Linked DNA regions of Homo sapiens: regions 2 and 3 are each linked to region 1. Evidence: chromatin loops called from intact Hi-C (ENCODE). Cell type or tissue: chondrocyte. All regions are shown on one strand. Links, peaks and the distances in the headings refer to the core of each region. The heading gives the core; the rest is flanking DNA.

Region 1 (10,816 bases), core at 1,839-9,838:
CCCTTGCCATGCAGAAGATTTTCAGTTTGATGTACCTAATTACAAGGAGCCATGTCTTGATCCTGTGTCTCCTAGGTTGGGTCTCCCACATGTGTTTCACTCTTTGGCTTCCTTTCTCCATTGCTAACAAACAAGAGGCTAGGCCAGTTACTCGTCCTTCCAGGGTCCCAGGCATGGAGGGAGAGCAACGATACTGTGAGGATGACGGAGGGCTTGGAGTATGAGGAGGAAGGTAGGACAGGGCATACTGGTTTCTCCTCACAGATCTTTTCCTCATATAAAGTCCTTAAGGAAAACTACCATTTGTACTCAAAAGAAAGAGCCACTTGCCCCCTAAGCACTCTTTACTTTCCCATCCTATAAGATGTATCAGAGCTGACGCATCACATGAAGAAAAGAAATCTAACAAGCTTCCTGGGCATTCACCGCGCCAAAGTCACCATCATGACTGTCACCTGCTGGAGCAGGGCAGAGCCATCCACGAGAGGCAGAAAATTGTGTGCAGGCACCGAGCTCCAGTACCACGATGGCACATGGGGAAAGCCTCAGTGAGGGAGGGGAGCAGAACCCTTGGTCCCCTCGGATCCCCTCGGAGGGACCGGATACACAGGAAGCAAACGGGGTGCATGAGGAAGGCACACAGGGAGGATGCTGGCTAGAGTACCTAGTCGATCTGGATTCCACACATTCCAAGACAGGTTTCGTCCACTCTTACAGGAACAAAGATGCATTTTGACAACATGCTAGCATTAATAAGCTAATAAGCACCCAGTGGTGTCCCTTGATTGTTTAACAAGAAGCTCACTGAGTAGACTCCAAGCTCAGGCCCTGAGCTTTGACAAAGGTGGGAATTTGAAGGTGGACTGAGAGTCAACTTCCTCTATTGTCATCTACGGCTCTGAATAAAATATTTACTGCAGACATCTGATTCCAATTTAATTATCTTTTCCAACAAAGGCAGCTTGGGTTTGACAGGCAACAGGAAAGGCAAGTTAATCGTGGGCATCTGCTAATTAGCATATTTTTCCCACAATTACCTCGCGGCTGCCATTTGCAGCTGGGCCCGCCTCACAGGCGCCGCAACAAGGGCTCAGGAGGGGGCTCAGCTCCAGGGTGGGAGCAGCGATAATGACCCACTCCACTCTCATCTTGAGGTCAATGGCAATGCCTAGGTGCCCACATACCTCTGTCTGGCAACAGTCCTCCAAGAGAAGGCTGTTCCCACGTGCCAGTGTAGCCAGAGGGCGAGAACTTGTCTTCATCTCCACCCTATTTGCAGTACCCTAGGAACCAAAGAAAGCCAGTATCACCAGCCACCTCTATGCTACATATGACCTTTTGCTTAGAAATAGATCACCCCACAGGTCTTCAACCCTCTTCTTGCTAGATCTTTTGATGAAAACACACACACACACATACACACACCCCACCTTCCCACCTCAGGCCTTTGCTTACACTGTGCTCCTGAAGCCACTTTCTTCTCACATGCAAATGTCTACTTCTACCTACCCACCAATGCCAATTCAAGCATGTCCTCCATGATCCCTGGTTTTCATTCTGCAGGCTGGAAGTAATCTGTCAGTCTTACAAACTCCTTCCCCTTTGTGACTCTTCTTTCTTCTCCTACAATAGCTTTCTAATGTTCACATTTAATTGTCGGTTGTGGAGTGTGTTTCCAAAGATTTCCACGATATCTCCCATCCCACAGGCTCTTTTGCAATGGTCTTGACTCTCCCTCCACAAGAGGCAGTGTTGTTTGTTTCCTCTCCCCTTGAATCTGACCTGACCTTTTGATTGCTTTAACCAATCAAGGCAGCAGAAGTGATGTCCTTAAATTTCCAAGTTTGGAAATTAAGAAAGAATGCAACTTCTGCTTTTGTGATCTGGGAGAAGTCAGCTGCTATGGAAGAAAGCCAATAGCCTAAGACCACCATACTGTAAGAAAGCCCATGTTGGTCACATGGGGAGGCCACATGGAGACTGAAATGCCAGATCAGCCCCTGTGTTCCACCCACCCAGCAGAAGCACCAGACACATGAGTAAAATGATCTGTCTTGGACATTCCAGTGCAGGCAGACACTACATGGAGTGAAGATGGGTGGTTCTCACCAAGCACTGCCCAAATGGCAGAATCATGAGCAAATAAATGATTGTTGCTGTATTAGCTGCTGAGTTTCGGGGTGGCTTGCAATGCAGCCATGGATAGCCAAAGTATTTGCCTTGATTAGCTAAGAGTGTGGACGGGCTTGGGTGTCAGCTGGCCAGGGTCAACATCCTGGATCAGCCACTTACTAGCACTGAGATCTCGAGTAAGGTCCCAGATAAACACAATAGCAGTGTGTTGATTGATTTCTTCATTCAGCCAATTTGTTTCAGAGCCTTCTCTTTTCCTGGGCTGTGCCCAATAGTTTGCATTTGACACAGATGAATATTATCACTCAGAAGATCCCAGACTTCTCCCACAATCTTAGGGTTCCTGGGCAGAACCCAAGCCTCTTCATGAATCATGCTGCCTGTTAAGAGCAATGACAATAGTTTGCTGTGACTTAGGGAAATAAAAGTATTTTATTATCTTACAAGTGCAGTTTAAAGGCATAGTGTCCTTGTCAAAGCAAAAGCATATCTCATTTTCCTTAATAAGTAATCAGTTTAGACAGATTAAATTATGATATGTCCATACAATTGTTGAAAAATAATTAGGAATTATCTATATACAAATACCGAAAGATCTCCCAAAATACACTTTTAAATGAACAAAAAATGTGCTGTGTGGTGTGAATGAATGATTCAGTTTGTATAAAAATAAGGAGATATAAGTATATTTGTATTCATCATAATTGAAAGAAGAGTACACAGAAACAGAGGACTGACCTCCGGGAATCAGGAGTGGAGGGCACACTGAATTTTAGACTTTGTCATACTATTTGGCTTCTTTGTTCTACCATGACTGCATTTCACTTTCATAATTTTAAAAACTATTTTAAAAAATTCCCGTCACCTTCATAACATCGCCCCAGTAATACCTGTGTGGGACAAAAATGTCTCATGCTACTTATTCTGAAATTTGATGACCAAGGTGGAATTTGGTTGTTTGGAGTTTGATTCAGGAGGAAATGGTTGTTTTCTGTATTTGTTTCCTGTGGTTGCTCTACAAACTACCACACATTGGTGCCTTACAACACCAAAAGCTATTCTTCAAAGTTCTGGAGGCCAGAAGTATACAATCAACTTCCCTGGGCTAAAACCAAGGTGTCCACAGGCCATACTCCCTCCAGAGGGGAGAATCCATGCCTTGGCTCTTCAAGTCGCTGGCACCTTTGGCAATTGTGGCTCTTGGCTGCACCACTCCAATCTCTGTGTCTTAGTGTGTTTGGGCTGCTATAAGAAAATACCACAGACTGAGTAGCTAATAAACAACAGAAATTTATTTCTCACAGTCTGGAGGCTGAGAAGTCCTAGATCAAAAATGCCAGCAGATTCAGTCTCTGGTGAGGGCCTGTTTCCTAGTTCATAGATGGTCATCCTCACATGGTGGAAGGGGCAAGGGCGCTTTCTGGGGCCTGTTGAAAAAGGCACTAATCCCATTCATGAGGACCCTGCCCTCATAACCTAATCACTTCCCAAAAGCCCCACCTCCTAAAACCATCACATTAGGGTTAGGTTTCAATATATGAATTTGCAGGGTTGGGTGGGTGGGGAAGGGTGCACAAACATTCAGTCTATAGCACTCTGCCTCTACCTTTACATCACCTTCTCCTCTTCTGTATGTAGTTAAATGTCTGTTTCTTTCTTAAAGGGATACATGTGATTGCATTTAGGATCTACCAGATAATGCGGCATGATCTCCCCATCTCAAGATCCTTAACTTAATCACATCTATAAAGACCCTTTTTCCAAATCAAGTAGCATGTACAGGTTCCAGGGATTGGGATAGAAATGTCTTTGTCGGGGGAGGTGGTATTTTTCTACCTACCATATCTTCTACTTGGACCAAAATACAGGACCAAATGCATGCATGAAGTCATTCATGAATTCCACAAATATTTAAGGGCCTCTTCTATCCAGAAACTGCAAAAGCCCAACCCCTGAGTTTTGAAAAGAGCTTGATCATCTTAGCAGGGACTGAGCACAAGTGAACCTTTGCAAATTGGCCCCTTCCCACACACTTCCTAAAAGGAGGTAGCAACCATCTCTAGAGGGGCCAGGGAAGGGATATCTGACTGAGTAAGGCCACAGACAGGCTCCCCGACCCTTCCTGGCACAACAGAAGGTAGGGAAGCCAAGGAAGGCACAATAGCTCATCTGGGCTTTCCTGGGGCTGCTCACTCACTTCCAGTCTAGTGAGAGTTTATATACTCAGTCTGCTGTTAAAGGGTGCGGGTAATACCCTAGCCTCCCTTCACAGGGTTGCTGAACCTCACCTGCTCCATCCTGCAGTGCTGGCTGATGCCAAGGACTTTAGTCTAAAAGTCACAAGTATTCAGGGCTGACAGCCTCGTCCTGCTTTCATTTCATCTGAAAAATCATTACACAAGCTAGCACTTTTTTGTGAGAAAAAAATACATATATATATATATATATATATGTATATATAAATGCAAGCTCTGAAAGGGGTCTTTATTATCTGCCTAGCAACAGTTTGCTATAAATAAAATCACCCTGTTTTGCTATTTTATAATTAATAGCTCAACATTCTCACAACAACATTGGCCTTGCTGGCATCCTGGTTCCTTGTTTTCAATGAGCCTGAATGATTCTACAACCTTTCTCTGAATGTGAATTAGGTGCACAGGGTTTTAAACAAAAGAAATGTTGCCTCTTACCACACATTCACATGCAAAGTAATCAGAGCTGCAGCATTCATGCCCATGAATTTCTCATCTCTGGTCAAATATCTAATCTTCATTTTCATCAATTATGCCAAATTAATAGGATTTATTCTGGGATTGTGTTGTTTGCAGTCTGGTCCTATGACCCCAGGCCTCTCCTGACACCTGCCCAATGTGAAAAGCACATATTGGTGCTAAGATGTCTCATTACTAACGGTGTGCCCCCACTGGGCTTGACATGCATCAGAAGCACAATCTGAGAGGTAACTCTAAGAAGAATGCGTCATTTTTCCGATTCTATAGTTGAGCAAACTAAGGCACAGCTCTAGTTAGGAGTTTGTCAAGATCCCACAGTGAGTCAGCGGAAAATGAAGGAGAATGTGTTTTGGAAATGGCTCTGGCTGCTTTGAACTTCCAGCCACGTTTCCCTCCCTCCCTCATAGGATTCAAAAAGTGAACCTTATCAAGAACAAGACCTTCCACATTGGATAATAAGTTGCTTTCCCAGAGACTGGAAGGGGTGAGCAAGTATGATGGGCAGCTGATTGATGCACAGATGTTTGAGAGTCCCGAGTAATTATGGTGAAACCCTGGGATGGGTGGAGGGGTGCAGGCTGAAGGCTTCTGGTCACGAATTCCCATGATGTGAAGGCAGAGAGGATGCAAAGTCAGCAGAAACTTGCATGCTTAATAGTACACCACACCAGGGAGAGGTTTCTAGTTCTCTTCTTTCCTGGATATTACTTATTGATGTATGCAATTTAATAAAATGAGCTGGCTCCTTAAAACACAAACCTTGACGACTACACCCTGGCCCTTCTCTCTCCCCTCCCTATTGTCGTTTCCACTTCTAGGTCAGTGGCTCCTGAATAGCTTCCAGCCTTGCTAGATCATGCTGTGGCCCACATCAGTTTCAACCACATGGATCAGACTAAAAACATCTTTCTGTCCAAGCCAACCTTCCTCCCCAGGTCTTCCATTTCTCTCAGTGGCAGCACCATTGATACCCTACATGTTCATGAGAGTCACTCTCTCCTCCGTATATTTGCAGCATCCATATGTCCTGGAGTTTCTGGAAACAGCCCTGATTTCAAACCTTCTGTTTTAGTGTCTGACCATGTGTCAATGCTTGTATTTTGATTTTGGACTGAGAAGACAAGAAGACATAGTGACTGTACCTGTCAATAAGCTGGCATGGCGGTCTTGTCTTCCTTCCTTATGCCTCCCAATCTGATCTTATTTCTAGTTACCATTGCAGGAGTCGCTGTTCTCGCAGCTGGATTTTGTAATAACATTGTCCTCCTCCATTTTGCTCTTCATGACTCCAACAAATAGATCCTCCAAACATAATTGCTCTTTATTCTCTCAGCAAAAGTACCCCAAAACACATAAAGCAAAACAAACAAACAAAAAAAACCAAAAACCCACAGTACCTTTCCACTCTCAACCAGATGAATTCACCCTCATTATCTTGGGGCTTCCTTCCCTAAAGCCTTCCATCTGCTCCAGCCCCCACAGACCTTCATCTCCCTGAAACAATATGACACTCATTTTTAGTTTTAGTATTTAACTTCCAACATTGTAAGTTGCTTTATTATTTGTCATCTCTCAAAAGAGGTTTTAAGACCCTTAAAGAAGGACAGCTCTTTAGCTGTTTTTGGATACCTTTCATCATGGGAAGCTGGTTTCAGGCAAATAGTAAGTGTTCAACAATTATCTTTTAAAAGAGGTGTCATTGCATAGCTTAGTATGTGAAATGGGTATCTCTCATAAACCAGTTCCCTTTACATGTACAGCTATTTAAAGGGATAAACAATATCATTATTTTCCAGAACAAAAATGACCACATGATAAATAAGGCTTTATGAAAAAACATGGACAAGTGTGTGTTGCTTTAGAATAAAGGTGGGGGTGGGGGGAAGCTTTGGGGGCTGTTTGCATTTTATATGTAAACAGTGACATCTGCTGGTGAAGATGCACAGCATTTACATGGCATCTTGAAGTGGATTCAGGGTTCAGAAGCATGAATGTCATTGAGTCTTCATCATGGTCCTCTCAGAGACACCCAAAAGCCCCTTGTGAGACCCCAGGATCGGGTCATGTCCTCATACTTGATGATGATGGATGTGTTATTCTGGGAAATCATACAATTTATTTAAGACGAGCATCGATAATTAAAACAATTCTCCCTTTATCAGTTTCATTAGCCAGTTTTAACTTTTAATTGTCTTCCCTTATGATACATTTTCCCCTTGAAAGATTCCTGCCTGGTTTCCCTAGGGGAAGTGCTTAAAAGCATCAATCTCATCATAGTTCAGCAATCATGAGATAATTTTGTTCCCTAATTCTGTTTTTCTAGCATGTTTGTAAACAATGCCATCAGGAATAAAAGTGTTTGAAGCTGAAGCTGGGTCTTCCATCCAAATGTGGAAAGCGTGCCAGAGGACTGTCTTTCCCATTCCCGCCCCACCTGCACAGCCATAGACAAAGCTCAGCTCCGGGATAAGGTAAATGTCAAGAGCCACACAGCAGCATGCCTTCCCTTCAAGACAGAACAAAGGGTGGTTTTCTTGGCCAACCTACTGCACAGGAGGAAGCCAAGCAACACCATTGATTTAAGCCCCAAGGAAAACCTAAAATCTTTGGCCACTTCAGGTTGTAAATCTGGCATCAGATGTCAGAAACTTGTGTGAAAACAGAGACTACTAGGTTTTACTATGGCTTGAAAGGAATAACCCAAAGAAAAGCCTGACCCCAAAAAAGGACTGTCCCAGGCTCAGGGCCCCACAGCGACCACATGCCTGGGCAGGGAACTGCCGGGAAGGTAGCCCAGAATGGTCACATCTCACTCTGCAGCCCCCTCACCGGACAAGGACACCTCCTGTCAGGTTCCGAGTTCTAGTCATTCTTCCTTGTCTCTGAGAGCTGTCCATCTTTTCATACCATTTCTATTGCCACCCGTGGTTCAGCCTGAGGTGCCTCGGAGGACTCACTGGCCAGGCCCCATGGGCACTCTACACACATGATTGAGCAAGACCTCTAAATGAGACCACAAAGCAGGCCCATTTCCTTCAGGTGACTGACATGGGAACTCAGGCTGAGAGCAACTGACCAAGCAGACACAGCTAAAAAGATGGAGCCAGGATTCCAGCCAGGATCTGCCTGACTTTAAGTAATATGTGTTTCCCACTAAACCCATGTCATGGCTTTCCCCAGCTCTCGAAGCTTTGATGGCCCCACTGCCTACTGAATTCAGTCTTAGCTGCCAATCCAGGGGCCAAGCCCTCCGTGCCCTGCCCTGCCCTACTCTTCAGCCTTGCCCAGCTTTTCCCCTCCATGAACATCCTCAAGTCCCCCCCACACTCAAGACTCCCCAGGAGTGTCCCTTTGCTCATCTGCAATGTCCTTACTACCAGCCCATCTGCCCTTTCCAAGTCCTGCTCACTCATCAATACTTCTGTGACCCCCTGCCGTGAGAACACATTCTCTGCTAAACCCCTGCTCTTCCAGCGCACTTTCCTCAGAGTTATGTACAGAGAGGGTCTCCCCCTGCTAGACTGAGCCACCTCGGAGGAAGAGCCTGTGCCTGGATTTTCACATCTTTGTATGTCCTTCCATCCTTAGCAAAGGCACCTGGAATGTAATCAAAATCACCAAATATGTGTTGGATAGATGAATAGGTGGATGGATTATAAATAAATAAAGTATTTATCTAGGTTGTTACCTCTCAGGATGCAAGGAAATATATTTGATTTATAGACATACAGAAGAAGCGACTACATATAGTATAACAAAGCAATGTTGTGTTTGGAATAACAGCAACTGATTAATAAGTATCTATTATGTTACACTGATGTCGTATCTCTACCATTAGACTAACAAGTCTTTATGTTTCACGAGGGCAGGAATAATGTCTACAGCTGCAGCTGCCAGATCAAGCTGGAGTCCCTCCCTGATCTGATGCCATAAAGTAGGAGCTCTCAGTCACCATAGGAGGAAATCACTACCTCAGGCTGCTCACTAGAACCTCTGGGAAGAAACAGAGCTCCCCACCATAAGTCACGGCTTTGGGGTCAGAGTCTCTGGATCCAAGCCTGGTTCTGCTACTTGAGCCTCTCTTGAGTCTCAATTTCCTCCCTGAATATAGGGATGATAATCCCTGTCCCATGAGTTGCACTGGGGAATAAATGTGATCATCTATACAGTGCACTCAACAGCGGGCATGACCTGTGGGAAGGGTCCCATTAGTGTCCACATTGCCAGTTATGCAGTGAATATCATTCATGTCTCAGCTTATGTATCAACCAACAGCAATGCAGAGTTATCCCTCCTGTAGTTAGTTGAAAGTAGCTGGTGCTGACTATACTTCTAAGTTCTTACCAGTTGTCACTAGACCTTGTCAAAATGGGAAAAGACAGACTTCTGATAAACTCACTGTCAACTTATAGGCAATTTTAATAGAAAAAAACATAATTCACTGCAGTTTTTAAAAAAATCTACAATGAGGTATGAGCTAAAAGAGGATTCCATAGACTTGAGGTCAAAGTTCATAGTGAATCTCTTAAAACCTTACCTCCCTTTGCCTTTTTAGTATTATTAGTATGTTACATTATAATTCATCCCCTGATAGTGTTTTCAGGGCATTGGAGTTTCTGAACACTTCAGATTGTCTCCTATGTCCTGCAAAGATACCCCATAATGGTGTAGCTCTGTGAGAGTGAAGTGGTGGCTCTGCACCCTCAAGGTGCCTGGAGAGTCAGGTCCACTCAGTCATGGTGTGCTGCCAGTTGCCAGACCTCTCTCTCTTCCTGCATGCCATGCAACTTTACAGACCAGGAAGGCACTCAAGGGCAGCACAGCCCTGGGGACACATCCCGGTGCCTTATGCTCTAATGTTCAAGACCGCCTCAGCATCTGCTTACTGTGCAGGAGCTAAGGGAGGCGATCACCTCCACGGACCTATCCTCAACAACAGCTCCTCTACACTAGAAGATACTAGAAACAAAAGAGCTGTGCTCCTCTGGGCTGAGTTAGGAACTGGAACTGTCCATCCCAGTGGAAGGAACTGGGTAAGCATTTGCACTAGCAATAAGCTCTCTGGCTTGTGGACCATGAGCCACGGGGATCCTTCAACACCAGTGGAGGTGAAGTGACTTTGAGTGCATGGACTCCATTCTCAGCAGGTTCACTTTTTATGCTGTCAGATCCGTAAACAAACGTTCGCCCCTTCCTGAAACAAAGCAGGAGAGGACATTGCTGATCTATCAGGGCATCCTGATAACATTCTGCCTCCACAACCAGCCAGTGGAGAATGATTAGAGAAACACGCTGGCTCTAATCAGCTGGGGATGTGAACACTGCTCATTGCTTGATTATGTACTTTAAATCATGAATACTCAGAACAATCATAAGATATATATACACTTAACATATACATATACCGCCTGTACACTCAACCAGAGGACATACATTGGTGGCTGCAGAACTCCGTTATGATAGCATGGAGTTTCATTTAGATCATTTCTTTTTTCACATGACGCCTCCAATTTACATTTTAGTGTTGTTGGTGATGGCTATTGACTGAATGTTTGCATTCTCATGAAATTCATATGTTCAAATCCTAATCCTCCATGTGATGGTTTTAGAAGATGGGCCTTTGGGGGGGTGATTAAGTCATCAGGGTGGAGATCTCATGAATGGGATTAATGCCCTTGTGACAGAGACCAAGAGAGCTCTCTGGCTCTCTTTCCACCTCGTGAGGATACAATCAGAAGGCAACCATCTGCAGCCGGAAGAGGGCCCTCACCGGAACCCAAGCCAGCTGGCCCCCGATCGTGGCCTTCCAGCCTCCAGAACTGTGGGAAGTGGATGTCTGTTGTTTGTGAGCCCCCCAGTCTACAGTGTTCTGTTACAGCAGCCCGAGCTGACTAAGACAGTGATATTACCAATGATGGCAAAACACCAAACAGTACATGCTGATCACTCAG
Region 2 (10,816 bases), core at 1,049-9,048, 740 kb after region 1:
TGCTTCACTAATCTTAAAGGCATATTTATAAGAAAATGAAGGTAGTTTGCATCACTATGTACTGTTCAATATAATTTATATGACATTGCGGAAAGTTGAAATTATACTAAAATGATTAGAGGCTACTAGGAACTTGTGAGAGGAAGGTTGGAAAGGAAAATTACAGATTTCTTTCCAGCAGTGAAATTTTTCTCTATGCTACGAAAATGGTCAGTTAATGCTACTATTTGTAAAATTCTACAGAACTTTATATCACAAAGAGTGAATAAAAATGTATACAAATTAAAACATTATTGAAAGGGGCCATTCCATTGAGAAACACAGGTAAAATAATATACTTACACATTTTAATTTATAAAGTCCTTTCCTATGGGAGTATGAATGACCAACTCTGATACCAGTCTGCATATATTTTGGGACTCAACGTTTTCATAAAGGGGGCCAGTTTTCTCATTGTTAGAATGAGAGGTTATATGCAAGTAGTAAAAATAAGTAGATTCATTCATGTGGTACTGGATTAGAATTGGAGACATTAGTGGGAATACAGGTTTAAATTTATATAGATATACATAGACAAATGTAGATATATTTTTACATATGTGTTTTTGTGGAGTTAATATGCAGATATATTCCTGTCAGCTGGCAAAGCCCAGAATCAACAGATCACCTAGTAGCAATGAGTGCACCCACTGCCCAGATCATTGTTTCTAATACTAGACACCAATAAAAATAAAAACTCCTTGAAGAAATTACGAACATTAGGCTTGGGTAGGGAATCAAAACAATTAAGCTTGAACACTTTATAGTGCCAGAAAGTAATAAAATGCTAAACAATAACACAACCAACAAAGCAGTCAAACAAACAAACAAACAAACAAAAAACAAAATCAAACTGCAACAACGTAGATATATCAAAATGGTATAGGAATCATCTGAAAGACCTTACATGGCAAACTCTAAAACAATTTGAGGAACAAAATCAATAAACTAGTAATTATAGTGTGAAGTAAATATTTGTGATTTCATATATTTTATATGATATATTAAATGATGAATATAAATAATGCATGGAGCAGAATAGAGAAATTGTCCATGGTAAAGAAACATAAATGGCATTGTAGAAGCTCTGCCTAGCAGGAGGTGGAGCATGTTTTTCCAATTCTTAAATATGTGCTGGGCACAGTGACTTCTTTTTAAAAAGGTCAACATGGAAAGGGGAACAAAAATTACCTTACAATATAAAGAACTAAGATTCTTTGAAGAAATGGTGATCCCTGACCTAAATTATCTCATGGAAATTATCAAGTTAATGTCAACAGTAATAAGCATGTTGATAGTGTGTACCCTTGATATGATGTGATGAGATGGCATATTCTGTCTGTAATCTTCTTCCCTAAAACTGACAACTCCAGTCAAAACATTAGAAAAACATCAGTGAAATCCCACATGAGGGATGTCAATGACCTCAAAAGCAAGAAAGATCTAAGAAACTGTCAAAGCAAAAAGAGTCTAGGAATACATGATATCCTGGATGAAATCCTAGAACATGAAATGGACAATAAAAGAAAACTAAGAAATCTGAACAAAAGTGTGATGTTATTGAATTATAATATATAACACTAGTTTAATTTTGAGAAATTTGCAACATTAATTTAAGAGATTAATAAGAAAACTGTGTTTGGGGTATATATAAATCATCTGCACTGTCTCTGAAAGTGCTCTGTAAATATAAAAGCATTTTAAAATATTTAATAGAAAAATTAATATTTTTTAAAAAGTCACTTCCTAGTTTAATAAACAGAACATTACCAACATTGCCTCATGTGTGCAATTCTCCAATTCAATCCACTTCCTAACCCCATGAAGTTTACCAGTATTCTAAGTTTGCTAATTGACATTTCCCTTTTTTGCTTATTTTTCTAAGTTTGCATTTCTTTTTTCTCTTTTGAGATATGGTCCCTCAGCCTGGCCAACATGGTGAAACCCCATCTCTACTAAAAATACAAAAATTTGCCGGGCAGTAGTGGCACATTCCTGTAATCACAGCTACTCAAGAGGCTGAGGCAGGTGAATCACTTGAACCCAGGAGGCGGAGGTTGTGGTGAGCCAAGATCACGCCACTGCACTCCAGTCTGGGTGACAGAGTGAGACCCTGTCCCCCCACCTCCCCAAAATGAGAGATATGATCTCATTCTGTTTTCCAGGCTGTATTGCAATGGCATGAAGACGGTTCACCACAGCCTTGACTTCCTAGGCTCAAGCAATCCTCCTGCCTCAGCCTCCTGGGTAGCTGGGACTACAGGCAAGTGCCACAAACCCTGGCTAATTTTTAAAATTTATTGTAGAGATGGGGGTCTCACCATGTTGCCCAGCCTGATCTTGAACTCCTGGGCTTAAGCAATTCTCCTGCCTCAGCCTGCCAAAGGATTGGGATTACAGGCATGAACCACTGTGCCTAGCCTTACCTTACTTAATAGTATATTGTACAGTTTTTCTTGTCATCAAATTTAGACATGTTTAATTTATGCATGTCCCCAGTCTAATCATGAGAAGACATGAGACAAATCCATATTGTGGGACACCCCACAAAATTCCTGATCAGTTCTTTTCAAAAGGGTCAAAGTCATGCAAAATAGACTGAGAAACTACTGCAGATTGGAAAAGACCCGATGTGACAGGTAGACCATAAGATGGTGCTCAATGAACCCTACCTGTTGTTTTACAAAACCCTGTAGTATAATCTGCCACGCCTGACAGTGGACAGGATATGGGATGTACTTGAAACACAGACTATTACAAAGGTAATGGGATGTTACTTGAGTGAAATAATACAAATTTCTTCCTCCCAGACCTTGCATATTTTTCTGGAATTGTAACGCATGTTATGCTCTGAGACACCAAAAACAATCATGAGGCTTGTAGGAGAATACCAAAGAACATAAGGAGACATGTAGACTAGGCTCAGCTGTGTGAACAAGTGTATGTACATGGAGAAACATCTACACTGGATTAACACCCAGTCCCACAGTGCTCTTCCCTTTTTACTCCTATAATTTACAAACAGTAGCTCCCAGAATTCCTTGAAATCCACTGCCCCTTTCTCATGCCCTGGCCTGTGCCATGGACAGTCTTTTTCCTCTTCTAATTCCCCTCCTCTGCTTGGTCAAAAACCGTTCCTCAATCTTCAGAATCTCCTCCAATGTTCCTCATCCTAGAGGCCTTCCTTGTCCATCCCATTACAGGTCTCATGCCTGTCCTCTCAGTTCCCAGGGGCACGCTTCCACTTACAGTTTGGATTTTGTTAAGTTTTCTGAATTCCCACTGGACTGAAATCAGAGGACATAAATTTTAAAAATATTTTCCCCTGTGAGCCCAACACATGCAGTGGCCAAAAAGCAACACAGATTATTTTAATATTGAATTTTACATATGAATGAATCTCTCAAACTCTTTACTATATTCTTGTCTTTTCCCCAATTAACTCTATCTTTCAATCTGAAGAGGATTTGAACTTGAAAATGAACATTTTTTTTTTGCTCCTTTCTGTTCTCAGAACAGGTGTAAACCCTGCTGTCTCCCTGACTCTTCTTGTCTCCCCATTCTCAAGCCATTGTAGAGACCCTCTTATGGATCACGCTATTTCTACCTCATATGCTCCTTTTCTCTCCTGGAAAGTTTTGCCCCTTTGATCAAGGAAGATGTTCTTGTTCTGTAAGATGTAGCTCTACTAATATGGCTCCCTTAATAAATATTTCCATATCCTTCTTACTTATCATATTTCACTTTTTTGTATTATTTTCTGTCAAATGTTACAATTCTGTTAGCCTTCTTGCAGCCATGGCATAGTTTTCATTGTCTGCACATGGATGAACTTGTTTTGAAACCTTCTGCTATTTCCTTCTGTAATGTCACCTGCAGCAAAACATGCACAAAGGTGTCAGCAGGACAGGTTGAAATCACAGAGTAGTGCAGCCTCATTTACTAAGGAATGCCTCATTGCCATCTCTCTTCATGGCACAGACGGTGGAAGACATCCATGACTTCTGATTCAAAATCCAATTCAGATCAGAATTAGTTTCAAAATATTGCGAATTCATTTATGAATTACTTTTACTTTCAAGTTCATATGTACAAAATCAGACTATTATGTGTATAGCAGTTTGAGATATATGTATTTCCATTTAGATCCACCTTAAATCTTTGTTTCATTGACTTCCAGTAGGTAGCCCTCATTTAGACTCCTACAGGTACTGTACAAGGCCAATTCTGACCTCCGGTTCTAGGAACTTACAACTATATCCAGGTCCTGGTACCAGAATGGCGATCAACTCTGCCGTAATGGGAGATGAAAGGGAGCTGGAAATGGGTGTTTACAGTGTGCCGTTCATGGGATACTTCTTTTACGTGGCCAATGCCCTAAGCCATAACTGTCTGACCCATAACCAAGTGTCTGTCTAACAGGAAATGTGTTTAGAACGGCAGACGCCCTTGTGGCTCTTGTCTGACCTATGACTTGTTTCTTCCTAGGTGATCATCTCTCTGGCACTGGGAACCAGATCTTGTGTTCTCCCAGTGTCCTAGGAAAAATCAGGCCTTGGGTAACCCCCGGTTCTTCAAATGGAAGGCACAAATTTAATAAGCCGATTAGTAAAAGAATTTTGGGATTGAATTATCAGTTGTAAAGTGATGGATAGAGTGATGAAGTAAGGGAAGTCAGGATACAGAGAAAAGCATATAGCTGAGAAACTTCTTTCAACCTTGTACAACTTTTTGTTAAAATAAAAAATGGTATTTTATAATGGATATAGAGGCATTGGGGGAAAGTTTGACCTTGAAGCCCCCACAATACCTCTCGTAAAACAGGTGCTTAGTTGGAAAAGATAAAAGAGAGTCAATCGAGAATCTTAGGGAAAATACAAACATGATTAAAGAAGTATCCCTTAAAAAATGACAGTAATTTCAAAATTATTGAAAAATAATTCAATTTTTCAGACGAATGCAGAAAAAAGAGAAATGAAAATTAATATTTAAAAGAAAGGGTATAAAATCATGGTCTGTGCAACGTTTATGAAAAGACAGTGTTGCATAAACACTAAGGTATTTTTATGGGAAAAAGAAACAAAACTTAGGTTAAAACAAAGTTAATACGGCCGAGCGCGGTGGCTCACGCCTGTAATCCCAGCACTTTGGGAGGCCGAGGCGAGCGGATCACGAGGTCAGCAGATCGAGACCATCCTGGCTAACATGGTGAAACTCCATCTCTATTAAAATTAAAAAAATTAGCCGGGCGTGATGTCGGGCGCCTGTAGTCCCAGTTACTCGGGAGGCTGAGGTAGGAGAATAGCGTGAACGCGGGAGGCGGAGCTTGCAGTGAGCCGAGATCGCACCACTGCACTCCAGCCTGGGCGACAGAGCGAGACTCCGTCTTGAAAAAAAAAAAAAAAGAAAAAACCAAAAACAAAGTTAATACAGGAGCAAGAACCAAAACAATGATAGGAAGCCTAAAAAGGAAAATGTTTACGGGTAAAACGCAGGTTAAAGGTTTTCTGCGGCACAAACGCCGGATAGGAGACTCCTAGCAGACGCCATAAGCCGAACAGACTCGCCCGGAAACGGAAACGGTGACGGGAGACCAGCGACATTCACGCCACCGGAGCCGCGCAGGCGCGCAGTGGATCGGCTGCTGCCGGCCACCGTCTTCCCCCTCTGTCATGTGACCTTCCTACAGCGCACTGCGGGCTGTTTCGCTGCGCCGAACAATGGCGCATTTCCTGCCACCATCCCTGTGAGATCGGAGTAGCTGGGCTTTGCGGCACAGCTCGCTCCGACAGACGGTCGGGACCCCGGCCCCGCCACGTATACTTGAGCGAATACGTCCGACATCTATATCACATTAGAAAACATTGAAAGAGTAATAACCCGTTAAGGCTGTAATCTAAGAAATTACATTCATCTTATGAACTGTAGTGCTACCAAAGAGGAGCGTGATGTATATGGAAACACATGGTTCCGGGTTTAATGTGACAGTGCAAAATCAGCTGAACTCGTTTTACACTCACATCCGAAGTATGATTCCGTGCATAGTAACACACTCCTATACATCCATGTTTGTAAATGAAATCAGTTAGCGTAATGGGATTCACTTCGACCTTTTAACCCTTGCGTTAAATGACAGGAAATGTGGTCTTGGGCCAGGATTCCCTGAGTCTTTACTGGGAATGGTTACCAATTGCATTTCACCCCTAACCCCTGCAGCAATTATGAATTATGTTTCAGTTTTTAAACGAATATAAGAAAAATCCTACTCAAATGAACACAGCAGTTCCTGGATGCTGGGCCGCCATCTGTTTTGTTTTGTGTTTTTTTTTTTCCTCTCCTGAATTTATTAAGGCTGCCATCAGCCCCCCTTTCTATTGCCATCAGCCCCCCTTTCTGTTGATGCTAGATGGCGCTGTGAGCACAGGGGTCCCTCATGCCCAAAAACTACAGTATAGCAGGTACTTCTGCAATTCAAGTAAGGAGGGGTTTAGGCGTGAAAGCAACCTATGCTTGGTACTGAAATTCGTTTTCTAGGTGGAAAGTTCCTTTTCTGATTTCGTATTTTTCACAGGGAGGTCCAACTGAGTCAAGAGAAGCTTCTACCTTGAAAATACTAAAATTTTGTGTGGACTCTTTTCCAGGACTTTAGGTTGTCTATTTTCATCACCCATAACTTTTTCTTTGCCAATGCAGGGGCTGAGCCTCAACCCCACATAATTTCTTAAAAATCTAGCCCTGACATAGATTTGTAACTTCCTTCATGTGTTCTGAAATTGCTATTCTTGTGATGCCTCAAATATTTTGACTTGTATACATGTCATGGTTTCTACATGAATACTAATCATTCTTTTGTCTTTCCCAGCTTAAATTTGCATCGTTTTTCAGCTACTTATTCATGTTTTCAATCTTAAATTACTTCCTGCAGGATACCTGCAGTGACCATTTAAATTAGTGTTGTATGCACATGCATTTTGTGGATTTCCACATAACTATGCAGCCTCTCTAATCTGATTTTTATTGCCTATATGTTCGAATATCAGCTTGACTGATGTCTCAGATATAGGAGAAATGTATGTTTGTTGTTCATTTGTCCATGCCTCACATGTAGCAATATATATACCACATGGTTGTCACTAGATTTTCTTAGTTTGCAAAAATGCATAGGTGAAAATCAACTGTCTTCCCTTATAGCGATAATGAAAAATTGAGCATTGAAGTTAAAATATATTTACAGCAATATAAAAATGATATTCTTAGAGATAAATCTGGCAAAAATTGTACTCTGGGAATTAGGAAACACTGATGAGATTAGTTTTAAAAGATCTAAATAAATACAGCGATACACTAATTTCATGAATTGGAAGGTCAATATTAAGAGAGCGATTCTTACATTTTAATCTATGCATTCACTAAATCCTCAATCAACATCCCATTATTTTTTTTTGTAGAAATTGACAAATAGATTCTAAAATTTGTATTAGAAAGTCAAAGTAGAATAGCCAAACACATTAAGAAAAGGAGGAACAATGTTAGGGTACTCACTTTACCTATTTCAAAATTTAATATAATGCAGTATTAGTACAGATAGTGTGCTTTGGTGTAGGGATATATATTTAGATAAATGAAACAGCTTAGCACCCAGAAATAGACCTACACTTATGTGGTTGGTAGATTTTTGACTCATGTTCCAAAGAAATTTAATGGCGAAAGGACAGAGTTTGCAACAAATGATTCTTGAACAACTGAATATTCATATACCAAAAATAAAAACCAAAATGTTCACCCTTATTTTGTAGTATATATTAAAAATTATTCAAAATTTATCATAGATTAAAATGTAAAACCTTAAGGTAGACAATTTCTAAAAAACAGCCAGGCGCAATGGGTCATGCCTGTAATCCTAGCACTTGGGAGGCCCAATGGGGTGGATAACTTGAGCCCAGGAGTTTGGGAGCAGCCTGGACAACATGATGAAATCTTGGCTGTATGAAAACACAAAAAAATTAGCCAGGCATGGTGGTGGCTGTAGTCTCAGCTACTTGAGAGTCTGAGGTAGGAGGATCACTTGAGCCTGGAAGGTGGAAGTTGCAGTAAGCCAAGATAGTGCCACTAGACTACAGCCTGGATGACAGAGTGAGACCTTGTCTCAACCACACACACACACACACACACACACACACACGAAAACATAGAGGTTAATCTTTGTGATTTTAGGTTAAGAAATAATTTGTATACAGGAAATAAATATTATAAAGCAGAAAAAGTAATGTATTCAATTAAAAATTATTATAATTGTTGTTTTTGAATGTCACTTAAGAAAATGGCAAGAGATGCCAGAGGCTCAGCATGAAATATTATTTTCAGTGTATAACTGTGATCAATCTTGTATAGAGAATTATACATATAAGATTAAATTTAAGAATAAATTAATAAACATTATAAAATAAAATGGTAACCATTAATCAATAGATATGAATGGCAAATAAGTACAAACTATGCTCATTGATGTGAATTGAAATCACAATGACCATTTAGACTGTTTATATCCATGAAGTTATCCATATTGATAACATTTTATATCCATAAAAATAATGAGCAAATTGTGGTATTTTCATTCAAGAAAGAATACGAAAGAGTACAAGTCAACATAAAAGAAAAACTACAGATACATGAAACAATATGATAAATCTCAAAAGTGTTATTCTAACTGAGAAAAAACATACCTAAATTATTACATACAGAATGATTTCATTTATATGACATTCTAGAAAAGGCAAATCTATTGAGATCAAGATGATCAATAATTGCCAAGGCTATGAGTGGGAGGAGGATTACTACAATGGGGAACAATGTAACTTTTTGAGGTTAAAATGTAATGCAGTTCTCTGGTTATCAGAGGGTAAATCAGATGGATTCTCCCCCTTTCTCACTTGCAATTCTCAAGAATAACTGTAGAATCAGCCCAGAATGCAATCTCCTGAGATAGGGAGAGACAGTTCTGACCAACCTGGGGTTTGTTCCTGCCCCTTCTAGTGAATGTGACATCTCGAGTTGAGAAGGAACCTCCAGGTCAACACAGTTTGTTCATCATCTCACTTTAGAAACTGACCCCCTACCACTCAAGTTGTTCTTAAATACTTTTCCTCTGCATTAATAACGTACACTGAGCTTAGGTTCCCTATTATAATATAATTTTAATTTGTACATCTTGCTGAGTGGTTCTACAATTTAATAGTTTTCATTTTAAGAGTCAGTGATTTGCAAATAAAAAGAATGAATGTAAGCATCCATTGCAGGGATCACACAAATTTTGGGGGAAGAAACAACAGATAACAGATGGGGAGTGACTTGTATTTTTAGTATTCCTAAAAACCTACGAATGCTCCTCTTATGGGGACAGTTTCAGTGGATGGCAATACTGCCACAGGAAGGCCAGAAATAACAGTAACGGGGTAAATAGTAAACTCATAAGTAAAACATCTAGAATAATAAGCTGAATTTTGCTTCTTTGGAAATGAGATAATTTTAAACTCATTTATTTGATTAAACATTTGGGCAAAATATGACAATGCACATTTGCTAGAATTAATAATTATATTCTGGCAAGCCTAAATTCATATGTCCACATATAAAAAGAAATAAAAAAAAATTTATTTGATGCTTTGAATATAAATGACATATTTTCTTTTTTGTTGTTGTTGTTGTTGACAGGGTCTAGCTCTGTCACCCAGGCTGGAGTGCAGTGGCGTCGTCTTGGCTCTCTGCAAGCTCAGCCTCCCAGGTTCATGCCATTCTCCTGCCTCAGCCTCCCAAGTAGCTGGGACTACAGGCGTCCGCCACCATGCTCGGCTAAGTTTTTGTATTTTCAGTAGAGATGGGGTTTCACCGTGTTAGCCAGGATGGTCTCCATCTCCTGACCTGGTGATCCACCCGCCTCGGCCTCCCAAAGTGCTGGGATTACAGGCATGAGCCGTAAATGACATATTTTCATACTGTACATGTGGTAAGCCACATCAAGTTGAAAATTCCGTTATTAAGGATAGATTTTCTGTCTGAGCTGTAAGCTCCATTTTTCATACACAAATCAGTGTATTTTGCTAGGGCTTAGAGAGTGATACCCCAAAGACTTGTGCTTTGACATGCTGAGAGGCCTTAGAAGCTGCCTCAGAATCAAGGTCCCTGTAATCCTGCCTTCTTCCTATCTCCAGTGGTAGAGAGGGGCTGTGTCTGAAATTTCCTTATCTGACCAAGAAAGTTTCTTTTGGAAAGAAATGTAATTGTATTAAAACCCCTCCCTGGGGATCTCATCCAAGAACTAGGAAAGATCATTCAGCATAGAAAAGACAGGGAGTCCTAACCATGCCTAGACAGACTTACCATCTTCTTTTGAGGGCAGCTCCAAGAGATTACCAGGAAGACATTATCTGCATAATAAAACAACCTTTGTTCCTGTGCAGCTCTGCCCCTCACCTTCCCCTAATGTCTACCTCCCACCTCCTGGGTCCATTTATCTTCTCTAATGACTGAATGCCCCTCCAAAGTCTTGCCTACATTCCCCATCTCCCCTCCCTTATGAAAAGGGTATGTAAGTTTATGTAGTACACTGCCTAACACACTGGGTTACTGGGTAATCAGTCTGAGGTTCACTGTGCTACTCATGTTAAAATAGAATTTTGTATGCCCTTTCTCCTATTAATCTGCCTTTTGCCAGCTGATTTTTCAGTGAACGTTCAGAGAGCAAAGGGAAAATTTTATCTTCTCTCCTATAGCTGCTCTG
Region 3 (10,816 bases), core at 1,040-9,039, 370 kb after region 1:
TCAGCAGGAGCCTCTACTAAAAATGGTCAGCAAATAAAAGAACTTTTGAGTATTGTAAAGCTTGCTAAAGATGTGGCTATTAAAAAAACAAACACTAATACAAGATGGGGATACCAGGAGGCCCCAGCATGGAGCCCTCACTAAGATCCTGGTCCTCATAATCAAACCTTCTGACGGGTTCAAACAGGTTCTTATAGAATGTCAACAATTGGTTCCACAGTTGGCAAACCGTTACTAATATAAATCTGCAGGTAAATTGCAAGAGGAAAATCTCTCACACTCTAGGATAGATGCTTAGTAGCGCCAGAGGACCTTAAACGGGATGTTTCAAACATTTAATATGCAATTAACTACCTAAGCAAAGAAAAATTGGCTACTGCACTCAATCAACATTGATGGAGAAATTTCACTAAGATTATTGAGGTTGCATGCGGTGTCTTATTTGTTACCAGTATAATCTTGGTAAAAATGCAAAGATGGGGCATGAACAAGAATCTCAGGGCCCCTTAGAACACTTACAGATTTTGTAAGTACCTTCTGCAATGGGTTTTGAGTATGTATGGTAATTGTTCGCTTATTTGGAGGATAGATTGAGGCCTTGTTTGGAGATTTCCAGCTCTGCCAGAGCAAAATTTGACATGATTTTATGTTCCCAAACTCTCTCTCTAGTACAAGTATAAACTATCTCCATTTTACTGAGATGATAAAGAGCTTTGTACAGCTCTGCCAGTCCACACAGAAACGCTGCTGTCCATATTACTCTAATCTTCAGGAAATATAGAAAGAATAAACAAAAAGTTTAAGCTCAAATTAGCAAAACTATCAAAGACTCTCAAACTCACATGGCCTAATGTTTGCTTTAATGACAATGAGCTCAACTTCTGGGGTTCATCAAATCTTCCCTTTTGAGTTAGCAACAGGCCAACCCACGAGTCTAGGAATATCTCCTCTGCTTCTAGACTCTACATTATTGGAAGTGATCACAGCCAAATATTGCAGGTAACTCAGGCAATTTATCCAGTCTTATTAAGAGGTAAACAAGCAGCTTTTCCTCTACTAAATGACCCTCACATGGTCTAAATTCAGAGGCTTGGTCTCAGGTATCTCCAGGAGAGATACCTGAGAAAGAAAGCCCTCGAACCCTGATGGAAAAGACCCTATCGGATACTGTTAACGACTCATCCAGAAGTAAAATTCCAGGGAGTTGATACTGAGAGTGATGTCTTCCAATCAAAGAGGCATAAACCATCTTAAATCATTACTGGAGACCTCAAGCTGAGAAATCTTGAGACCTGGAGACCTCAGACTGAGAACGTGAGACCTCAATGAGAACTCATTAGAAGTAAGATGGTCTTTGGAAGGAGATGGCCACTACACATGATTTTTAGCCCAAGTAGATGACTGCATGAAATGTAGAGTTTCCACTCAAGACTCATAGAACAATACCATATATTGTCATGTTTTAATCTGCGTCCTTTTGTTATTTTCTTGCCTATCTGGCTTAAAGCTACATTTAATTATGTTGCTTATAAGGCATAGTTACATTTTAATCACTCCTCAGTATGAGTCCAATACCTAGTTATAATTTATGCATGCAGTGGTTAAATCATATAACCAAATTGTCCGTTAGGTTTGCACATATTTTCCTTGGTGAGCCACTCAGTTTCTCGTTTCCAGTTCCTCATAATGAATCATTAATTGGGACTCAACTCGTATATGACAAGATATTAGAAAATAAGGTTCCAAAACAATACTGGAGAACTTTTTGTGGAAGTCAGCTTTTGTAACTGAACTTACAGAGGAATAGAACATGAAAAACAACTAGAGAACAGAGTATCTATTTGGAGGTGGCTTTCACCCATCTTATAAGACACATGACTTTTCTTTCACCTGAGATCTATTAATATCAGTACTATAAAATTTATTGCCGGGTACTAAGCTATTCTTGACGAGTGATACAAAAAAATACAATACTATTTGACAGTCTCATAAGGATATTTTGGCTTTAAATAGATCATTGACTAGATCTGAAAAGACTGGTATTGGATGATGGAGACAAAGGTCTGCTGGCTACTGTCTGCACACTGGACAGAAATTTATTTCAGGGGTGAACTAACGTCTGCCTTCACTGTAGTCCCTGACATCCCCCAGGGTCCATTTTGACCCATTAGTTTCTTCTCTTAGAAAAAGAGGTCTTCAGATAACTTTACTCCAAAAAGAGAAAAACCAGGCCTTGAGGCAAGAACCCAAACTGTAACCACACAGGGAATTCTGGGTTGCTTTCTTCTCTCCTTAAGCCTCTTCAATTCATGCTTTTCGAAAGGGTTGGGAAGCCTGGAGCTGACTCCATGCTATTGTATAGCAAACAGCAGGCAAGTTAGACAATGCCCCATCTTGACTTGGAGGTTCATGAAATTTTTCAGAATATAGTAATTTTATAAGGGAAAAATGTGTTGTTTTTGGGGGAAGAATGTTTAATTTGCATCCCTGCCATCTCTCTGGGATCTCTGATATCCCAGATAAGGACCAGAAAGCAATCAAAGACATAATAAAATTAGGTAATTTGGCTAAAGTCCCATATCTGGTCTTGTGGGCTCATCACAGTGTGGATGGTATAGATTTTCTTGGTAAAAGCTGTATGTTCCTGGCTCCTCACTCAGTAGCTGACAACAAACTCTGACCACAATCCTCTTAGTATATTTCTGTGTTGATACCTTCAAGTGTGGATCTCCAGAATCCACCAGGATAAGCAGCTTAAGTACAGCTGCTTATCCATGGAACCATGAAATGACACAACTTACATTATCTACCCACATGGCTTCCTGTCTTCGCTGGGGACATTATTATCATTTTACCTTCATTGATATAAGTGTAGATGTTCTGAGACTCTTGCCCAGGAAGATAAAAGTTGCAAATATTTTTGTTCATCCTGGGAACTTCCCAAAGACCATCAACTCATCAACAGAAAGCATCAGACCACAGCTTATGCCTCCACACTGTAGAATCCCTCATCTCAAAATCCTAACGTTCAATCTTAAAATGCTGTGTCATGACCCTCACCCAATCCTAATCAAGCTCCCACACTGAAAGACCCATCTAAAATGAAACTTCAAGATCCCAGATATCCTGTTTTGTCCCCCACGCCCCTAATATGCTGCTGAGACACTGCTAAGATGGGCTTCCCCTTAGTGTAGTAAGAATATATTTGGCTTTATCAACAGACACTTCTTGGGAAATATGTTTATTTTTGGGAGCCAGCATATAGTATGTGTAACATAAGCCATGTTTTTTAAACGTATGTTTTCTCAAAGAGTCATAAGTAACATTTATTGAATACATTTAATGTGTTATTGTGCTAAATGAGACTTTTTCCAACAATCTCTCTTAATTTTGGTAATGGCTAGTACATTCCACCTCCTCTCACCACAGAGACAACTAGGAAAACATGGTAAATGGGAATTTGAACCCAGGCAATCTATGCCAACATCAATTTCCTTTAATGAGCATGTACTTGTACATACCAATATATTCCATTTTCATTATTACAGGGACCCATACTACCATCCTCACAGCTACTTCCTCACAGCCTAGAACAGTTCTGTCTCACACTACATGCTCCACATTTTTAGAGTAAATAGATGAACTAAAAACATATTCCATGCTGGTACACAAAATGGTATCCTAGAACATGGTCTTTGAATCCAGAAGTTCAGAGTTAGGATAATATATATGTACTACTTACCAACTATTTGCCTTGGTTTTCTCATTTTTGAAATAGGGGAAATAATATCTGCTTGTAGGTTTTGTGTAAAGATTATATAAAATGATATAAAGCAACAACCACAGAAGCTAGAACACACTTGGTGCTACGAAACAGCATCTAGTATTATTTTTATATTGTTTTCACTCCAGTATTTTTTTCTTCCCTGCATATGATTTCACAAAGTGGCCTATTCTCTTTACCATTTTAACTTGTCCCTGATTATTTAATAACATATTGTTCTGTATTTTTTTAAATTTTGAGGTTTCTGAGTGTTTGGAGACTACACACAGAAGTAGACTGTAACCATTTAATGCCTAACACATCTCAGCAAGGAATAGAGACTAAAGGGGATGAGAAAAAGCAGGTAGAGTGTGTGAGAAACCAAGCTTGTGTTTTTACTGTCGTGAGGATTCCACTCAGAGGCTGTAGAACTAAGCAGCTCTGCCACTAGGTCAATATATGTCATGAGGTACCTTTCATGATCTCTAAATGTTGGAGTTGCTCCTCCATTAAATGGGCCTAAGTCTATGGAAGTGTACCTATATAGATGTATATGAGAATGATGACACAGATACAGTATGAAGTGTGTGGCTGGGACACAGCAAGACCACAATAAAGGGTAACGACGGGACAGGATTATCACATTTACTTCTGTGCCTGTCATTCAGTACAGAACATAAATCAGCCCTGAATGGGAAGGGGTTGTGTCAATTGAAGCACATACAGTATTGCATAATCTTCATTTATGATGTTAAAAAAATAGATCCATTATAACTTCAAAAGTTAAATCTCATGGTTTCAGCTATGAACTTTCTCCAGATACGAGTCTCTCTTTCATGGAGGTCATAACTACAAGAAACTTCCCACAGCAAGTAGGGAACAAATCCCTTTGCCCATTTATTCAGTCATTCACAATTTTGGTGACTTATTCAATAGACGAACATTGCTGTGACATCTTCTCTATGCCAGGTATTGTACCAGAAACAAGAACACCACCCTCTCCTCGCTGCTTTCGTGGAACTCAGCATGGTGTTGACAGCCAGTGTGAGGCTGGCAATGCCTCTTTGCCCTCTGGATCATATTTACCTGCGTCTCTGATACTCACCTCCTCAAAGAGGAGGTATCACCCACCACATACCAAACTCCATGGATGTTCAAGTCCCTTATATAAGATGTAGTGTATTATTTGCATATGATCCACATGCATCCTCCTATATACTTTAATCTCTAGATTACTTATCATATCTAATGCAGTGTCAATGCTATGATAAATAGTTGTCATACTGCATTGTTTAGGGAATAATGATAAGAAAAAAAGTTTGTGCCTGTTCAGTACAGATGCAACCATATTTTTAAAGAATATTTTTGATCCATGATTGGATGAATCCACAAATGTGAAACCCATTGATACGGAGGGTCAACAGTATATACATATACACACACACACACAAATACACATACATACACATATGTGGCTGACTGTATATGTAATCTATATTATTACCCACTCCTTCAATCATTTGATAAACCATTCAAAATGCTAAAAATTGCATTTACTTAGCACATACCATGATCAGAAAATACAGGAAGCTCTGACATCAGGATATGAAAAAGACAATCTCAAAGAGCTCATAGTTTATCAAGGATGAAGAAAACAGTGACAGTAATTAAAATGAAAATAACTGGATGAAATTACAAACCAGTTCCAAACCTGACGACGCAATTTCTTTCTGAAGTCTTATGTGAAAGATAACTTTTCTCATTTTTTTCCCTCAATTTACACCTTTAACCTTGTTAGTGATGAATCTGACATTTCTCCACACCAGGGTAGAGGATCAGTGCAGAGCATGTTGAAGAGCGTTCCCTGTGGTCTTTGCCATGGCTAGTTATGGCTGGCCTCTACACTAGCTATGGCTCCCTCTGCAGGATCTTTAGGAGATGACCCAGAGACAGAAGATACCCAGCACTGCCATTTTTAATTGCAGTTAAATATAACAGGCAGTTGGTACTATTTTCCCTGGGGCCCACCCAGGACACTAGTAACTGCTTCTTCAAGTTGAGTTGCTAATACTGCATTTTTATGCCTGAGGCTCATATTTTAAAAATCTGTACTCTAACTACAATGAGAGAAACAGATGGCCCCAACGTTTTCCTTCAAGTGGTACTATTTTGATATATCAGGATGAAACTTTTTCACTTGTGGTACAGGCTAATAACCTTCTTATATATCAGATAGGTAGTTTCTTTGTCAAATTTGTTCATTTTACAGATATTAAGAGGAGAAAGGCTAATTTAATTTTACACACCCAATTCTACAACAGCCTGAAAATAGCATCAGTAAGGTAGAGGACAGGAAGGTAGGGTGGGTGTGGGGGCTCACACATAACTCAGTGGAAAGAAACAAGAAGAAAAAGAAACAATAATTTATATGCCTAACATTCTTTATGTTCCTCTTCTAGTTCCTCCAAGGAAATCCTACCATATGCCCACATTCCACATGGACCAAGGCAGGCGTTCCACTGGGGAGCTGGCAATTATTTTGAGATTATACCGAAGTAGTGCATGAACATAGCCTTGTGGATATCATGGCCTGAAGTCTTAGAGTCTTCACCAAAAAAGATAATGATGTATATGGGTGTGGGCAGCTATTCATGATGGTGCTGCTACAAAGAATTAAGTACCATTTCCAGCTGTCCTTCTGAAAGCAGAGAATAGCCCACAACTTTGTGGAGGCACCTTTTCTGCCTATAACATGTAAGGAGCCTGAAGGTCAGGTGGTAATGAAACTAGAAAATCTGCAATAGCCATATTCTTCCCAAGCCACAGTAAGATGAGAGAAGCCATTACCAATGCCTCCAGGCATACACTAGTTTCCTGAAAGGAGGGCACATGCCACAGGCCCTTAAAGACAGTCCATTTAGGAGGTTATCACCTCCAGAAGGAAGCCTGAAGCCAAGGGAAAAAAATTTTTTTTTTCTCTAAACCTGAAGTCATAACTTAGGTACATTGATTAGAAATGGTGCCTGATAATATTTCATATCCCAATAAGTTCCCTCAACCAAATTGCCTGGAAGCCTGGTGCTTCAAAGGAATTGTGTATGCAGATTGGAAACCTAAAGCCTAACCAACAAAACAACAGCAATTCTCTGAGGCTCTGATAAAAGCCTAAGTCATAATAGTCCACAAAAAAGGGGCTTTCTACCACTGCTACAGCTTCTAAGACCCCTAGAAAACGGAGCGCTTCCATAAGCAAAGCGGGAGCAGCTGGATAAACCAACAAATGAACTCCTTCCTTGAAGGAGGGCTTGTTGCTGCCCACCAGGCACCAGTGTTTATTTGGGGTACGTGGGATTGTTTGATAGTGTGAGCTGGTGGTATAAATGTTAACTCACATCTATGGGAATAAAGACTTGTGTTAGAGTACCTGGCACCCTAGTGGTGGTGGCAGCACTTACACTTTATGTAAGTGTACTTTACTTTGACACTTTATATAAAGTGTCTGGCCTGGACATGTTTGCAACAAACTCCCTTTCCCTGACTCCCACGGAATATTTCATTCCAGACCATGAAGTCCTAGGGGAGCTGGTAATCATAGTGAGGGAAAAGGACAGGAAAAATTACTTGAGTAAACAGCTAAGAGACTAGTCCTCAGAGAAGCTGTCTGCCTGAAAAAATCACAGCTACAGGCAAAAACAGAGCAGCCAGGGGAAACTCAGGCTATAGCTGCACAGATAAGCCATAGATAAGCAGGCAGGCAAAGTCTGGCATGGAAGCCCTTTATTCTTTGTATGATTAACAAGCTCCCAGCAAAAAGTTTCCTTCCCTTTTCAGATATGTACATGGTGGGCTCCCTGGAAGCCTGCACAGAAAGGAGGGGGCTTACCTAAAACAAACCCTCAGTTACACAAACAAAAATAAGCGGCGCTTTGTGCTTGCCTAGAGACATACCCACAGCTGCATAAGATAAGGGGAGTTGTACAGACAGCTTTGCTGATAAGAGAAGTTACTCAAAGTGCTACAGAGATGAGAGGAGTTTCTTAAAAAAGCTTTTGAATGACTGTAAAAACGGCAATCCACTTGGACTCCCCTCTCTGCTGCAGAGAGCTTTCTTCTTTCGCTTACTAAACTTTTGCTCCAACCAACCTCACCCTGTGTCCATACTCCTTAATTTTCTTGGTTGTGAGACCATGAGCTCAGATAACACCTTGGACAATGAGACCAGTGACCCTGACCTTTTCATTAGGGTACATTGCCTCCATTGGGGATATGACCAGACCTATCCTGAGTTATTCCCAGGTCAGTGAATGTCTTAGTGACTCAAGCCTTGTCCATCTCTTCACCCACCAACTTTTACATGGACAAGGAGGAGGGAAGGAGGACACATCCTACCAAGATTGCAAGGCAGGTAATAATTGCATCTAGGGCTTCAAATGATCCCTTTGCAAATTCACATAAAGAAAAAGTGACTGAAGATTTAAGCCAAACCAAGAAATGGAGAACTAAGAGATAAGGGAGCAAACGGTCATATGTGTCTTTAAATTCTGGACTACTGGACTCCATTAAGCCTGACGCCAGACCCAACATGGTTATTTATCTCCTTTTTTTTCTCCTTTAAGCTACTTTGTGTTGTATATAATTGAGAGAGGTGACTGATCAGGACAATTTATAGAGAAAAGCAAAGAAGGGCTAATAATACCAAAATTAAGGAAATATATTATTTCAGGGGTGCTTCTGGAATAATTCTTCTTGAGAACACAATACTGCCAATGGAAAAAAGAGATAAAGAACAGTGTGAACATGGTACAATGAAACGAGGTGACAACAAAATTCTCTTTGACATGTTATTGTTGACCATACGGTACTTATGGATGGAAACAGAATATAGTCATGAAATGAATGCAATAATTTGACTGTAATTTGTATATATTTTAAAATTTAATTGTGCAAATGCAATATGTGATTATGGTTTAAAACTTCAGATTATGCCAACAAAGTGAAGGTAGGGTATGAATAGCCTCAAGGTATAATGGTTAATCACACAGTTCTGAAGCAAGGTATACCTGGGTGCAAATATTGCCTTAATCAGATATTATAATGACAACTATTATTGCTGCTGTTCTCAACATCTAATCACTGTAGCCTTATGTTCCAAACCTTTCCAAACTGGTTTTTCTATATAAACTTTTCTTAATACTCAAAAGAGCAATTTGAGGGAGGTATTATCAGTATCATCATATGAGCACATATATAAAATGTTACATATATGTTATATATCAAATTAATACCATTACAACACATTTAGCATGGGGTAATTAGCAGCTTTTTTTTTTTTTTTTTTTTTGAGGCAGAGTCTCACTGCGACACCCAGGCTGGAGTGCAATGGTGTAATCTTGACTCACGGCAACCTCTGCTTCCTGGGTTCAAGCGACTCTCCCATCTCAGCCTCCCGAGTAGCTGGGACTACAGGCGTGCACCACCATGCCTGGCTAATTTTTATATTTTTAGTAGAGACAGGGTTTCACCATATTGGCCAGGCTGGTCTCGAACTCGAACTCCTGACCTCAAGTGATCCACCCCCCTCGGCCTCCCAAAGAGCTGGGATTACAGGCGTGAGCCAACAAGCCCAGCCAAAACATTTTTTAATTACTAGGTTTACAAATATTTCAGCACAAAATCTTCCTACCACTTTTCAGTATGCACTCAATAAATAAAAACATTTATTATCATAATGGTTACTTATTACATGAATCAGAATTTTGTAGATCTGTTATTTTCTTCTTTCAAACAGGATGCCTCTATTAAGTTGATCAAATAAAAAATGTTGATTTCATCATATAAGATATGTAAGTAACCTAAACTTACCAAAACACCCAGCAATATCTCTTCTAAATGATTGGTAAATATCATAGCATCAATCTTCACAAAGCAAACATTGCACAAAATGTTAAGATTTAAAGAAAACTACAAAGAGACTTTAAAATACTTTACCTATCATTTGATCAATTAAAGCAATGAAAAACAAGTGTACCGTTAAAGTAATTTATAATATGACTGTGTTTAGGTCTACCATTTTGCCATCTGTTTTCTATACAGTTTACTTTGTTCTTTTCTTCATTCTTTCCTGTATTCTTTTAATCAAGTATTTTTACTATTACATTTTAATTCTGCTGTTGCTTTTTTAGCTATATTTCTCTGTACTTTTTAGTGATTATTCTATGGTTATAATATACATCTTTAAATTATCACAGTCCTTTTAGAGTTAATACAGTTCCACCTAATGTTGCAGTGAGCTGAGATCATGCCCCCGCACTCCAGTCTGGGTGACAGATTGAGACTCCCTCATATATATATATATATATATATATATATATATATATATATATATATATATATATAAAATTTTACTTCATGAGAAGTGTACAATACTAACTCTAAGCAGATTGTCATAAATTAAGGGTACATTTTATAACCCATACAAAATACCCAGAGGTGGAGCCGAAATGTAAACAGAGAAGTTAATGTAGGATACTAAAAATATTCAATTAACCCAAAAGAACGAAGCAAAGCAGGCAGAGAGGAACAAACTAGAGGGGACAAATGGAAAAACAATAGCTAAATAGTAGGCATAAGTCTAGTCACGTTAGTATGTTTAATGCAAAGGGACTTAAGACCCCAAAGACTTAAAAGTCACTGATGGTTAAATTGGACAAAAAAGATCCATCTCTATGCTCTCTATAATGGAAGCACTATGAAGACAGATTTAAAGAACAGAAAAAGATACACCAGACATACTGCAAACCCAAGAAAACTGGTAATATTATTCAGATATCAGACGAAGCAGACATCAAGACCAGAAATATTACATAAGGTAAGACAGGCCAAATTAGGAAAAGATAAAATTTATTACAGTCATGATGTTCATAAAAGTATAAACAATAAGATATTTCCAAATACACGAAGAACTGAGAGAACTAAAGATAAAGAAAATCATAATCACAGCAGAAATTTTTTACACTATTCTCTTTGTAACTTATAAAACAATTGTAAAAATTC

What was found. Peaks named below come from ENCODE experiments on the same cell type or tissue, not always from the same donor. Only the 100,000 strongest peaks of a DNase experiment are listed, where the experiment ranks them.
Region 2: it touches region 1 in a loop (2.3-fold over the local background); 17 of 110 quality-filtered maps call a loop at or near these places.
Region 3: a loop joins it to region 1, with 2.3 times the contacts of the local background. A loop is called at or near these places in 16 of 110 quality-filtered maps.

The regions. Positions count from the first base shown.
Region 1 is chr15:25,504,579-25,515,394 of GRCh38, reverse strand. It overlaps LINC02250 (long intergenic non-protein coding RNA 2250), which reads left to right. Exons shown (of 5, transcript NR_187215.1): 3 at 7,189-7,336. Among named protein-coding and RNA genes, the nearest start is that of LINC02250, 69 kb to the left of the region's middle. In chondrocyte, for the core only: a CTCF peak has its summit at 6,805 (motif pointing left); no DNase peak of the experiment used is centred there.
Region 2 is chr15:24,768,091-24,778,906 of GRCh38, reverse strand. No RefSeq gene overlaps it. Among named protein-coding and RNA genes, the nearest start is that of SNHG14, 50 kb to the left of the region's middle. RefSeq lists enhancers at 4,844-5,739, 5,531-5,825, 5,719-5,888, 5,740-6,636. In chondrocyte, for the core only: no CTCF peak of the experiment used is centred there; a DNase peak (open chromatin) is centred at 5,692.
Region 3 is chr15:25,131,168-25,141,983 of GRCh38, reverse strand. All of the region lies in intron 61 of SNHG14 (small nucleolar RNA host gene 14), which reads right to left. It overlaps PWAR1 (Prader Willi/Angelman region RNA 1), which reads right to left and starts at 6,342. Exons shown (of 1, transcript NR_022009.1): 1 at 3,931-6,342. In chondrocyte, for the core only: CTCF peaks have their summits at 5,670 (motif pointing left) and 7,159; no DNase peak of the experiment used is centred there.